Linked DNA regions of Mus musculus: region 2 is linked to region 1. The links are chromatin contacts, found by Hi-C in ENCODE. All regions are on one chromosome and are shown on one strand. The core of a region is the stretch at or near the end of the contact, and the rest is flanking DNA. Distances in the headings are between cores, read along the strand shown.

Region 1 (6,211 bases), core at 732-3,231:
TCAGGTCTAGAAAGCGAACTTATGGGTTCTGCTGACACATGCCCAGACCTCCTTTCTTTTACCTGTTTCTCTCCCTTTCCATGCTGTCCAAACCTAGACATTAACGAGCTGAACCTGCCCAAGACGTGTGACATCAGCTTCTCAGACCCAGACGACCTCCTCAACTTCAAGCTGGTGATCTGTCCTGATGAAGTAAGAGTAAAACAGGGCAGGATTCCCAAGAACAGACCAGGGGTGGCCCCATAAGAGTAGGGTCTTCATTCACTCTCCCCCTTCCTCTTCCAGGGCTTCTACAAAAGTGGCAAGTTTGTATTCAGCTTTAAGGTGAGTCTCAAGTGTACAAAGGTAGCTCTGTGGAGAAGACTGGGTACAACCAAAACACCTTCCCATCTCCTTTCTCTTTTTACACCTTCCCATCTCCTTTCTCTTTTTCTGGAGCCAGGTGGGACAGGGTTACCCACATGACCCTCCCAAGGTGAAGTGTGAAACAATGGTTTATCATCCCAACATTGACCTCGAGGGCAACGTCTGCCTCAACATCCTCAGGTGAGGGCACTGCCTTCCTTTCCCTCCCAAGACCTGCCTTCCAGGTATCCTCAGCCTTCTGTGGACACTGCATCTATCTCTGTCCTTCCCTCCCCTTTATGGTCAATCTGTTTCTGTCTTAGTTGTTTTTCTAATGACCTGACCTTGGCTTTCTCTGTGTCCTGCCCTGTCCCGTATCTTCACTCTTAGATCTCACACTTCAATGTTAAAAGGCCTTCTATGGGCCTAACCTGTTCAGTATTAGCAGGGCCTGTAGCAGCCTCCCACTCACCAGCCCCTGATAACCTTGATGCTCTCTGCCCACAGAGAGGACTGGAAGCCAGTCCTTACGATAAACTCCATAATTTATGGCCTGCAGTATCTCTTCTTGGTAAGTAGGGTTAGGCATTTGAAGCTGAGGGTTTGTTGGCCATCTGCCTCTCTCTTGCCTGTTGACTTCCACTTGTACCGGCCACAGGAGCCGAACCCTGAGGACCCACTGAACAAGGAGGCTGCTGAGGTCCTGCAGAACAACCGGCGGCTGTTTGAACAAAATGTGCAGCGCTCCATGAGAGGTGGTTACATCGGGTCCACCTACTTCGAGCGCTGCCTGAAATAGGGTTAGCAATTACCCATCCCTGCCAGGGTTACCGGCCCAGGCATCCCCTGCAAATATTTATTGGGGGCCCGGGTAAGGTGTGTGGGGTAGCCTTGGCCCCTGCCTTGGCCTTGCCTCTCTTCCCTGTCACCTGCCCCTAGTTATTTTTTTTTTGACCACCACGTGATTATGGTCGGTGCTGCCTCCCCCCCGACCTGCTCAGCGATGGGAAATGAATTGGCTTGTTTAGCGCCCCCCCCCTCCCGCTGGGTGCTGTCCAACTCCCCACTCTTGACTGTGGGGTAAGTGGGCAATGGGCCTGGGTCGCTAGGCCCAAGCAACCCACCCCACCACCACTGGAGGTCCCACCAGGCTATTAAAGGGGAATGTTACTGCATGGCCTCTGCCTCTTCCTTCTGTGGGGTGGGAGGTACAAGTGAGGTCCACCAGCGTCTATAATGAAGATAAATGTGGCCGTGGATTGGGTGGGACCACTCACTGGGATGAGGTGCAAGCAATGGAAGAATCGGCTAATTTCAGCTCCTGGACCTTACACCAACATAAGGGAGCCTACAAGTCATTTCCAGGCTTGCCCCTTTATGCCATGTGTGGGCCTAATTTGGTTCGAGCCAAGCACTTGCTAAAATGCCATTTATTAACTGCCCAAAAGTGGGTGGAGTATGGGCCTTCCAGAATGAATAGCCAGTCGAGCTGTGCTCCCGCCATGGGCCTGTGAGGCTGGCTTGGGTGGGACCTGTACCTTCTGCTGAGGTGCGTGGCCCTTTGCGCATGCGCTTCTGTGGCTGGCTGTGCGCGTGCGTCCTAGCACTTCCCAGCATTCCCGGAGAGGGTGGGTCGTGTGACGTCAGGTCGCTTAATCCGGAAACGGCGGCCGCAGCAGGGGCTACCGAACCGAGGGGTTGTCGTTGGTGGAGTCTCAAGGCTTCGGAGGGGTAGAGGCGTGACCCGGAAGCGGAAACCCATCGTTCTCTCGGCTCCGGTGAGTGGTCTCTGCTGAGCCGCAGGTCCCGTTTGGTAGGCAGCGTAGGAGGGGGCTTTGGGCCGAGGCATCGGATGCCGCGCGGTCCGCCTGTCCCTACCCACATCGAGGTCTTCACCTCTTCCTGCCCTCGGTACGCAGGCTCAACATCTCCAAGACCTGTTCAGTGTCTGTCACGTCCTGAGCCTGAGAACGTCACTCCTACGCCCGCGAGCCTGGTTTCCTTGGCATTCATGCCCATTACCCCACCTTAGGGCCCAACTTCACATTTCAGAACCTACTCCATTCTATCCTCCCTTGTCGAGGGGCCTCACAACTACCCCCTCCTCAGTACTCAATCACCTTGATGTGCCTACTCAGGTCTGGGTCCCTGGAACAGTTCAGAACCACACCCTTAAGTCAGAAACAGGCTTGCCCCATCGTCTGTGGAAGCAGAGCAGAGAGTAGAGTGGGTGTGCTTGAGTCAGAAATGTATAACTAGTTCTCACCGGCTAATCCTTTTTGACTACTCAAGCGTACCTCCAGTTTCTACACCCTATCTACTTATGTGACCCTTTCTGTCTTTTGCTGCCCTGGGCCCTGCACTCTACAGCTAGTTCTGACGGTTGTCCCAGACCTGCTGGTGGAGTCTTACCACCATGGACCTGTTGTTTGGGCGCCGGAAGACGCCAGAGGAACTACTTCGGCAAAACCAGAGGGCCCTGAACCGAGCCATGAGAGAACTGGACAGGGAACGACAGAAACTAGAAACCCAGGAAAAGAAAATCATTGCGGACATCAAAAAGATGGCAAAGCAAGGCCAGATGGTAAGTGTCAAGTGATATGGGACACGAAGCAAGGTGCCGTCTCAGTCATTGTTTTAAGGATAACAGTGAAACAGTGCTTTGAGCAAACTATCATGAAGGGTTAACAGTAATTTCCCAATTTGGGGTGTCAGGGAGGACCTCTTCACAGATAGTACAAGTGAGCTTCCAGAAAGCTAGCCATCACGACAGCCAAATGTTGCCAAGTCAAGTAGCAAACTGGGAGACCAAGAGAGCTAAGGAGTAGAGGTGGACCAGACACACAGAAATGTAGGTTGCAGTGTGAGCTGTGATGAATAGGCAAGAGTTAAGGATGGGAGTAAGGACAAGAACAATTGCTCAGAGGTGGTTATTTCCTGGGGCTGTGCCAGCAACATTTAGGTAGGGAATAGAAGCTGCACCTTGAATGGATTTGTATGTGGTTCTAGATACAACCTGGATGAACGTCTTTTTTTAATTCACTGCCAGGGACTCCAGGATTTTGTAAATATGGGGCAGGGCCCTACCTCAGTCATATCCCTGGCCAAAGACAGATTCTTTTTGGGGGGGGGGGGGGAGACAGGGTTTCTCTATGTAACCCTGGCTGTCCTGGCACTCATCTGTAGACCAGGTTGGCCTCGAACTCAGAAATCCACTTGCCTCTGCCTCCCAAGTGCTGGGATTAAAGGCGTGTGCCACCACTGCCCGGCTCCCAAGACAGATTCTTGATACAGTCTAGGAGTGCAAATTGAATAAAAAGGTTGTGGATATCCTGGAGGTGACTCTGTACATTGAAGGAAATAGGTACTGAGCCTAGGCCTTTTATATACACATTCCTATACTTAGGTTAGTAGCCAATGCCTATAGTCCCCTCATTAAGGGAGGTTTGAGGCAGAATTGTCAGTAGGAGGCTACTTTGGGCTATATATGGGCTGAGGAGTGATATCCCTAAGAGAGGGGTGAGATTTTGGAGGGGCAAGTGACCTTAAGTATAACCTCACAGCGTCATCCTTCTCTTGCCCACTCGGCAGGATGCTGTTCGAATCATGGCAAAAGACCTGGTGCGTACCCGGAGATATGTACGCAAGTTTGTGTTGATGCGGGCCAACATCCAAGCTGTGTCCCTCAAGATACAGACTCTAAAATCCAACAACTCAATGGCACAAGCCATGAAGGGTGTTACTAAGGCCATGGGCACTATGAACAGACAGGTTTGTCCCTCCCAATCCACTTTCCCATCCCCATTGACCTTCAAGCAGGTCACTTACCCTCCCTGCCTTCTTCCAGCTGAAATTACCCCAGATCCAGAAGATCATGATGGAGTTTGAACGGCAGGCAGAGATCATGGACATGAAGGAAGAAATGATGAATGACGCAATTGATGATGCCATGGGTGATGAGGAAGATGAAGAGGAGAGGTGTGAGACTTTGACAGGAAGGCAGGGATATTTACCAGGACCCTTACCCATTCGTAGTCCTGATGAGTTCTTTTTCTTTCCTAGTGATGCTGTTGTGTCCCAGGTCCTGGATGAGCTGGGACTGAGCCTCACAGATGAGCTGTCAAGTGAGTGTTCCAAATCCACCTATTTTCCCACCCAAAGCTCAGCCACAACACAAAGCACAGCCCTTGACCCTCAACTCTCTCTGCAGACCTTCCCTCCACTGGAGGCTCACTCAGTGTGGCAGCTGGTGGGAAGAAAGCAGAGGCCACAGCCTCAGCCCTGGCTGATGCTGATGCAGACCTGGAAGAGAGGCTCAAGAACCTTCGCAGGGACTGAAAACACCCCACCCCAACTCAGTGCATCCTGTCCCCCTGTAATAAAGAAATTTGGACACTAATTTACCAAGGCTGTGAGCTTATGACTAGTGACAATGGGACCCAAATTCCAGGCTCGAGTGAAGATGATTGTGCTTAATACAAAAGGCTCTGAGCACGCTCAGGTGCAGGCTCCACACTAGGGCCACCAGTTAGCAAGTTAAACCAGTGACCCAAGTGGGCGCAGCATCCAGTTAATGCATATATACCTCTCCACCTAACACATACTAACCAAACAATCCATGGCAACAGATGAGATTTAAAGTGGTAACTGTCCACCAACTTGGGATATGAAACTCAGTTATGGGTCATAGAAAGGAATGCTATGCTAAATTTGAGTGCTAATGCACACCTTTAATCCTGGCACTCTAGAGGTAGATCTGAGTTAAAAGCCAGCCTCATTTACAGATGTCCAGGATAGCCAGACAATGTCTGTAAAAACAACCCTTTGAGGGGGGCTCAGCGCTTTAAAAGCACTGACTGCTCTTCCAAAGGTCATAAGTTCAAATCCCAGCAACCACATGGTGGCTCACAACCATCTGTAATGAGATCTGATGCCCTCTTCTTGGAGTGTCTGAAGAAATAATATTTAAAAAAACAAAAAAACCCTTTGAGAATCTCACACAACCCACTTTGATTAAATGTAAGCAGTTGATTAAATGTAAGCAGTTAAGTTGCTTCGTGTCTAAATTTGTATCTGGCCACTGGGAGGCACTGCACACCTGAGGCCTCCATCCAAACTCTGTCTCAGAGTTTCTCTGTATAGCCCTGGCTCCTGGAACTCACTTTGTAGACCAGGCTGGCCTGGAACTCAGAAATCCGGCTGCCTCTGCCTCCCAAGTGCTGGGATTAAAGGCGTGCACCACCACGCCGGGCTCCATCCAAGTCTTACCAAGGACAGTGTACAAATGTTTCACCTGGCCAAAAAGAGGGAAGTAAGGTCACCTGTAGAATGAGTCTTAAAACCTCAGGAACAGTCCCCAGACAGCTGAGGCATGAGCAACTGACTCAGTGAAGTTTTTATTAAATCCACAGAAGTAAAAACCATTTTGTGAAGAGGGACTGAGGGGACGATGGGGCCAGCAAGAACAGGAGTCAGGCCACCAAAGGACAGGGTATGGGGTGAAAATACAGAGACCAGAGCTGGACTGGGCTGACCACAAGAGCCCCAGCTTCAGGGGCCATCACCAGGGCCAGAGAGCTCCTGAGAACTTAGGCCAGCACTGGGAAGGTTCAATGGTGGTGGTTCTACCAGCACAGCAGAAAACTTGGTGTCACCAAAGGCATCATTCATGCGTGTCTCAAAGAAGCGCTGCAAGCCGATGATGGACTGAACATCTGCCTTGTCCTGTTCCAATTAAGAATACACACGTGAGTGGGTCCTGGCTTTTCTTTCCCCTGCCTGCTATACTCCCCCACCCCCGGCTTCATTCTGCAGGCTCACCTCAGTCAGCTTGTTGAACTGTTTGAACATGCGGCCCACATCTTGA
Region 2 (6,436 bases), core at 1,364-3,863, 6.0 Mb before region 1:
GAAGTCCTCTTGCGCGCAGGACAAGTCCAATCCCGAAGGGGGCGCAGCATCTCATAAAAACTAAAGGGAACAAGAAGGGGGAAAAAGAACAACCCATCTCTCAGTTTATTGAAGGAGGAAAAGGGTGGGAGAGGGGGAACAATAAAATGCTTTTGCTTCGTTTATAAAGAGCGAGTTCTCAGGAGGTCCCTTCTCAAGGACACGCGGGGTACCTCTCACCCAACTACCAACAGCAGGAAAGCCAAGCCAAGAAAGGAAAAAGAAAGGAGGGGCCCAGGAACCCCAAACACCCTCTCTGACAGGAGCCACAAGCTCTCTCCCCCCACCCACAATGTATCTACCCCAGGGGACCCATCTGGGCAGAGGAAAGGGTATATACATAGGTTAGGGTGGTACAGGGTTGGGTGCGGTAGGGAATAATTTATCCGCAGATGCGGTGATGGTTAAGGGGGAGGGGAAAGAAGCCTGGCAGTGGCAGCCTAGGGGTCTCTTTCTTTCTTGACCTTGATGTCACCAGCAAGAATAGTAGCGATCTCGCCCTGCATGAAGGCCCAGGGGACAGAGGAACCCACCAGTGGACATTTGTCTCCACTGGGGCAGTACACCTCTCCGGCTGGGCCCTGTGCCTTGATAAACTCTCGGGAGCAAGGAAAGCAGAACTTGTGTCCGGGTACCGAGGGACACTGCACGAAGTGGGTGTCTTCCAGCCTTTCTCTGCACAGGGTACAGCACAAGGGGGCTCCAGGGGTCGCCCCTGTGCCGCTACCACCCCCGCTGACAGCTTCAGCCCCGGCAGTGGGGCTGACTTCTGCCTCTCCATTGCGTGCCACCAAACGATGCTGGGCCGGTGGTTGGGTTGTGGAGGAAGCCGCGGGGCTAGCACCCCCTGCGCGGACAGAGCCTCCACCCCCACCAGGGTCCTTGGGTGAGTGGCCCAGAGCCTCGGCCACATTCTTGAGGGCAGCAATAGGTGAGGGCACACCAGGGGTCTCTGAAGAGTATGGACCGCCTGGCGCCACCCAGTGCCGCTGTTGCTGCTCCTCCGTGGTCATCTTCCCAGCTGTCTCGCCCTCGGGCTCAGGGGATGCTTTGCGACGGCGTGGAGTGGGCGCCAGGTTTCGGGATGGGGCTCTTGGAGGTGGGCCACACAGAGCAGCAGGGGCCGGTTCTGGGTACTGCTGGGGCAGGGCCTCCGCAGGAGCAGGCTCTCGGAAGCTGCGGACCCCATCCGTAAGCAGCTCTCCTAACTGGCGCCATTCCCCTGAACCATGGCGCCGTTCATACTCGAGGTACTTGAAGCCCGATGAGGCCAGGGCCTTCCCTGGCTCTCGAAGAGCATCATGAAACATCTGGCGAGCCACTGCAAGGACCCCCGCGTAAACATTGCCAGAACCACAGGGGTATTCGGTGAAGAGCTTCAGCTCGAACTCATAGCCCGGAGGGCGGGCAGTGGCATCAAAGGCGAACACCCGTCCCACCAGCCCGTGGTCCTTCTTGAATCGAACATTGAAAGGGGCACAGGCGGACAGAGCCAGTAGCTGTTCCCTTACAGCCTTGGGACGCCCATGCCACTCCTCCGCCCGGCCCCGCATGGCCTCGTTCAGTTCTGCCAAGCAGTCCGCATTCCTCTGCTGCTTCTCCTTCTCGAAATCGGAGCCGAAAAGTGGACGAGCGGGGCTTAAGCCAGGTGCCAGCGTCAGAGCTCGGCCTCCAAGGCCAGACACTGCAGCTGCCAGCAGCCCGGGGGGCATCAAGCTGGGGATGGAGCCAAGCAAAGCCCTGCGTGCCCCTTCCGCCACGGCCTCCTCGCGGCCCAGCCCGTTGGCCAAGCGGGACCCCAGGGTGTACTCCAAAGCCGGCGAAGGCAGCGCCAGGCGGCTGGATGAAGTAGCCCTGTCATAGCGGTCCGGGCCTGAGACGCTACCGCCGGTCCCCGATGGCTGCGCCTGGGCCTGCGGGGGTGGCAACTGGGAGCCCTGGGAGCCCGTGGAGGCTAGGTCCTTGGAAGTCGGGTGCTTGAGAGCCGGGGGTCCGGGCGAGCGGCCCTCGGGGAGCACGTGGCTGCGCTTGAGCTGGCGGGCGGCGTCGATGAGCAGCTCGATGCGGTCCGCGCCCTCGAAATTCACGCACCCGCGGCACACAGCCTCGCTGAAGTCCCACACCATGGCCCACGGCATCTTGGGCAGGTCGCACAGGTAGCACCACTGGCGGCGGGACGCTTGCACGGACGCCATGGCGCCCCCCGGAACGCCGCCAGGTGCCCCTGCTGTGCACCCGCCGCCCACGTTCGCTCCGCCGTGCCCCGGGACGGGCGCGCGAGCCGCTCAATCCGGCCTCGGGCTCGGCCTCCCCGCCGGATTCAGGCCCGGCCCCCCTTCCCCGCCCCCTGGGCCCTCAGCCTTTTTTTTCCTCTCTCTCTCACTCCCGCCTCCGGTGGAAAAGGCAAGCCACGAGCACGCACGTCGGCGCCCCCGTCCGGTCCGCGCCGTGAGCCGCGATGCACAGCTCCAGCTCCTCGATGGGCCTCGGGCGCCGCCGCCCCAGGCTCCCGCCGCTCCGCTCGCGCCGCCGACGCCGCTGCAACGGCCGCCGTCGCCTCCACCTCCTTCTTCTGCCCCAGAGGCCGCTTCGCAGGGAAAGTTACATAACGCGCGGGCAAAGCCTTCTGGGAAATGTAGTCCCGTCGGGGCTGCTTCTTAAAGGGGACTGGGTAGAAAGCAGTGGCGGGAAAAGAGGGCGCGCGCTGGTCTGGGTGCTTAATTTTCACTGTGCCTCGCCAGGAAGCTGGGGTTCGCACACAGGGTCCATGGAGTGGGTAATGGTTTCATAAATGCTCGGGTGGCCAAGTTGCTGTGGATGCAATTTCCCCCCTTTCCCCGCCCCCTCTTTCTTTCTTTTTTTTTTTTTTAAACAATCTTTTTTTTTTTTTTTTAGATTTATTTATTTATTTATTTATTATATGTAAGTACACTGCAGCTGTCCTCAGACACTCCAGAAGAGGGAGTCAGATCTCGTTACGGATGGTTGTGAGCCACCATGTGGTTGCTGGGATTTGAACTCCTGACCTTCGGAAGAGCAGTCGGGTGCTCTTACCCACTGAGCCATCTCACCAGCCCCCCCTCTTTCTTTCTTAAGACTTAGATTTATTCTTTAGCTCAGGTTGGCCTAGAAGGCTAGCCTATGTAGTCTAGGCTGGCCTCAAACTTGCTGCAATCTCCCTGCTTCAGCCTCCTTGTGGGTTTACAGTCCCGACACCATACCCAGAAGCCGGAAAGCAGTTTCTGCTCTGATTTGCTGAGCAGTTCTAGAAGAGTCTTGCCCTCTCTTAGAATCCCGCCCCTTCAAGAAGGGCCAATAACCGGTTAGAAAGGCAGCAGCTTTGGGGGAATTGGGGCGGAGAGGCTCTGATTGGACGGTTTCAAGGGGATGGTTTCAGGCAACTCTTGGAGAGTAGTGTCTACTTGGCAGTTTGTCCTTCCCAGTGTCTTAGGTACTAGCCTCAAGGGCGGCCCAGAGGCTACAGGATGATAAGACTGTAGGCTTCCGAGCCAGGCGGCTGCCTTAGTTTCCTCATCTGCTAAAGAACGTTCTCTGAGCCTGCCAATTCTGCTCCAGCTGTGCACGTATTTGGTCTCTAAAGGGTTACAGAGTTGGCTTCTCGGTACACCTCCAATTTCACTACAATTCCCAAAATGCTCTGCGAGATGGACGCACTGACGTACTTCCTCTGCTTGGAAGCTTGGGGGGGGAAGGCCTTCCCGATTCTTGCCCCCCCCCCTTGCTAGCAGGGAATTTCGCCCTCTCCCTCCACCCCCACCCCCCAGGTTAGGGGGCTCTTATTACTCTTATATTTGGAATGAGGAAGCCAAGAGGAGATTGCTGGGAAGGGCAACCCCAAACCTCCAAGTGCTTAATGGCCTGGTGGGCCCAATCGGCTGTGGGCACCCCATGTTTTTAGCTTTTTTGGGGGGGTGGGGGGAGCTAGGAGAAGCGACATATGTCTCCAGGACCTAGCTCACATCAGCCCTTTCCCCTCACTTGGCCTGGATCCCCGCTGGTGGTCTCAATTCCCCCCCCCCCCCCCAGTGTCTTCTTTGCGTTCTTCCAGGTTTGCACTTAGTGGAGGCTTGGTGGTTTTCTCACCCCCACCCCAGAGTAGTCACAGCAGCCCTGGCTTTCTATTTCAGCGTTACAATTTAACTACCACCTGCATTACTGTTTTAACACTTCTCCCTTAAACAAATTGCCTATTTTTATCGTTTCCTGGGAGATACTATGTTCACAACCATAGGTTTCCTGTACTACTGTTTATTTACTTTCTCCTGCTTATACGTGGTACTGGGATGGAATCCAGGGCCTTATGCTAAGTGCTCTAGTGCTGAGATGTACTACCAGCCTGTATTTTTAATTTTGAAACTGGGCCTCACTAGGTGGTCCAGGCTGGCTGGCCTGAGCTCTGGGTCCTCCTTCCTTAACCTCCTGGGGGCTGAGATTTCAAAAATACATTAACCATGCCTGGCTTTATTTATTTTTCCTTTTTCTAACGATAGGTCTCTGAAGCACAGGTTAGCCTTGAACTCACAGCAAGCCTCCCTAGTACAGGAATGGCAAGTATGAGCCATGATCCCTTGATAGGCTCTTTAAGGCTGTAAAAGCCTATTTTTCGTTCTGCCCCGTCTCTGTCCTTGCCTGAGTTAACTACCCAATTACTTTATTGAACTGCTCTTAACAGACCTAGATAAACTCTGTTTGTTGCAACCTTCAAGTGTGTGCTTCTGCACCAGGGTTAGTTAAGGCTTTTAGAGGGGCAATCACCTGCCTCAAGTTCAGGAGGCATGTCCTCTGGGGCGGGGTGGAGCAGTCCCTAAGTGCTGGACTCCCAAGGCCTGTCTCAGAGCCTCAAGTTAATTGTATGAAAATAAGTTTATTGACATCTTGTCAGCACTGAGGAGAAAGGAAGGGAGGGGCTGAGCTCCGGAGGTCAGACACACCTCGCAGCAATGAGAGGCAAAGGACCCAACCTATACCTCCCCCAGTCAGAATTCTGCCTCCTCCTCGGAGTCCTCTGCCTTCTATATTCTGATTTGTCTAGCAACTGCCAACCCTTCCGAAGAAGTCTGGGCTGGGGGAGTAGGGAGGTCCCCACACGTTGCTTCTCTTTAAGTCATGAACAGTAACTATTAGGCAAAGGAGCATGTCGCAGAGCCAGGAGGTCCCCCTCCCACCCCACAAAGGGCAATATAGTAACATAAAATTGATGGCTTAGAAGTTGGGGTTACAGGAGGCAGTCAGGCGGACACCACTGTACCAGAGAAAGGGGCTGAGGGAGTCCACCCGGGGACTCGCCCAGAGAATCAGGCACTAACTAGCACAGGAAGTGGGGTGCTCACGCCCCTAGAGCAGGAAGCCAGGGTGCAGCTGGGATAGGCAAAGAGCATCTTCCTCCTCGACTGCGCCTGCGCCAAGCAGGGAGAGGGGTTGCAGGCAGGAGCTTGGACAAGGGTAGATTTCACGGAGACTTCCAGCGGCCCCGCCTCTTTCGTGTAGGGAAACCTTTCCTCCTTTTGTGTGGGGGTGAGTCGTGGAGGGGAAGTGGTGGGGCTGGGGGTAGTGGTTTGGGCACCCCTTCCTCGCTCCTGGGGGAGATGATCACTCCCCTCGCTGCCACTACAGCCCCATCCACAACAGCAGCTACCACAGACACAGGCTCTGGGGCGAGCTCCACCTTGGGGGCAGAGGGTGGCAGGACTGGTTTGGGAGGTGGGGGCGGAGGTGGCGGTGGGGGCGGGGGCAGCGGGTCAGCTGGGGTTCCCGGCAAAAGGGGTAACAGGGCACTGAGGGCCTCGCTCAGTTTGGCCAGTCCCTGCCGAAGGGTGCCAGCCAGCTCCCTGATAGCATTGGCAGTCTCCTGCTGAGCCCGCAGGAAGTCCAGGGACTGTTCTGGGGCTGAGGTGGGCCGAGGAGGAGTTGGGCTAGGAGATGAGGGTGCCACTTGGGCCAGCGCCGTGGGTGGTGGTGGAGGGGCAGGGAGCGGTGGAGACAAGGCCAGGCGGGGCAGCTGGACAGGCTGCATGGCTGCAGGGGACGTGGACTCACGCTCCTTGGCTTCTTGGGGATTGCAAGAGGGCCGGGCCCAGGACTCTGGGCTGCTGGAGCCTCCCTTGCTCTGGGCTGGTGTATCTGTAAAGATAGAGACCTTGGTTAAGTCACAAAGGGCCTGCAAGTCTTCATTTCCTGTTTTGGCTTCCTATCCCTAGTACAGTCTCTCAGTCTCTCCTTCTTCAAGGAAACAGGGTCTCTCTAGGTGATACAGGCTAGCCTGCAACTCCGGATTCTCCTGCTTCCAATTCCTAAGTGCAGGTATTACAGGTGGCACTACCATGCCTGGCTTGATTTAGGCTTTCTAAGAACACCACCCTCCAGGCATGCTGGCACC

Evidence for each region. Hi-C counts contacts between places; a loop is a spot of excess contacts on that map.
Region 2: a loop to region 1 is called in a map of left cerebral cortex, with 6 times the contacts of the local background. The contact joins the promoter of Irf2bp1 here to the promoter of Chmp2a in region 1. A Hi-C loop is called at or near these places in 2 of 37 maps with a recorded cell type or tissue (T-helper 17 cell and left cerebral cortex).

The regions. Positions count from the first base shown.
Region 1 is chr7:13,030,547-13,036,757 of GRCm38, reverse strand. It overlaps Chmp2a (charged multivesicular body protein 2A), which reads left to right and starts at 1,981. Exons shown (of 6, transcript NM_026885.3): 1 at 1,981-2,123; 2 at 2,716-2,929; 3 at 3,937-4,116; 4 at 4,193-4,323; 5 at 4,408-4,469; 6 at 4,556-4,752. The coding sequence starts at 2,762. The coding sequence ends at 4,683. It overlaps Ube2m (ubiquitin-conjugating enzyme E2M), which reads left to right. Exons shown (of 6, transcript NM_145578.3): 2 at 98-192; 3 at 286-324; 4 at 443-546; 5 at 853-916; 6 at 1,004-1,638. The coding sequence ends at 1,144. It overlaps Trim28 (tripartite motif-containing 28), which reads right to left. Exons shown (of 17, transcript NM_011588.3): 16 at 6,166-6,211; 17 at 5,726-6,069. The coding sequence ends at 5,896.
Region 2 is chr7:19,000,235-19,006,670 of GRCm38, reverse strand. It overlaps Irf2bp1 (interferon regulatory factor 2 binding protein 1), which reads right to left and starts at 2,613. Exons shown (of 1, transcript NM_178757.4): 1 at 1-2,613. The coding sequence starts at 2,234. The coding sequence ends at 480. Mypop (Myb-related transcription factor, partner of profilin) reads right to left here. Exons shown (of 3, transcript NM_145579.3): 3 at 4,905-6,180. The coding sequence ends at 5,510.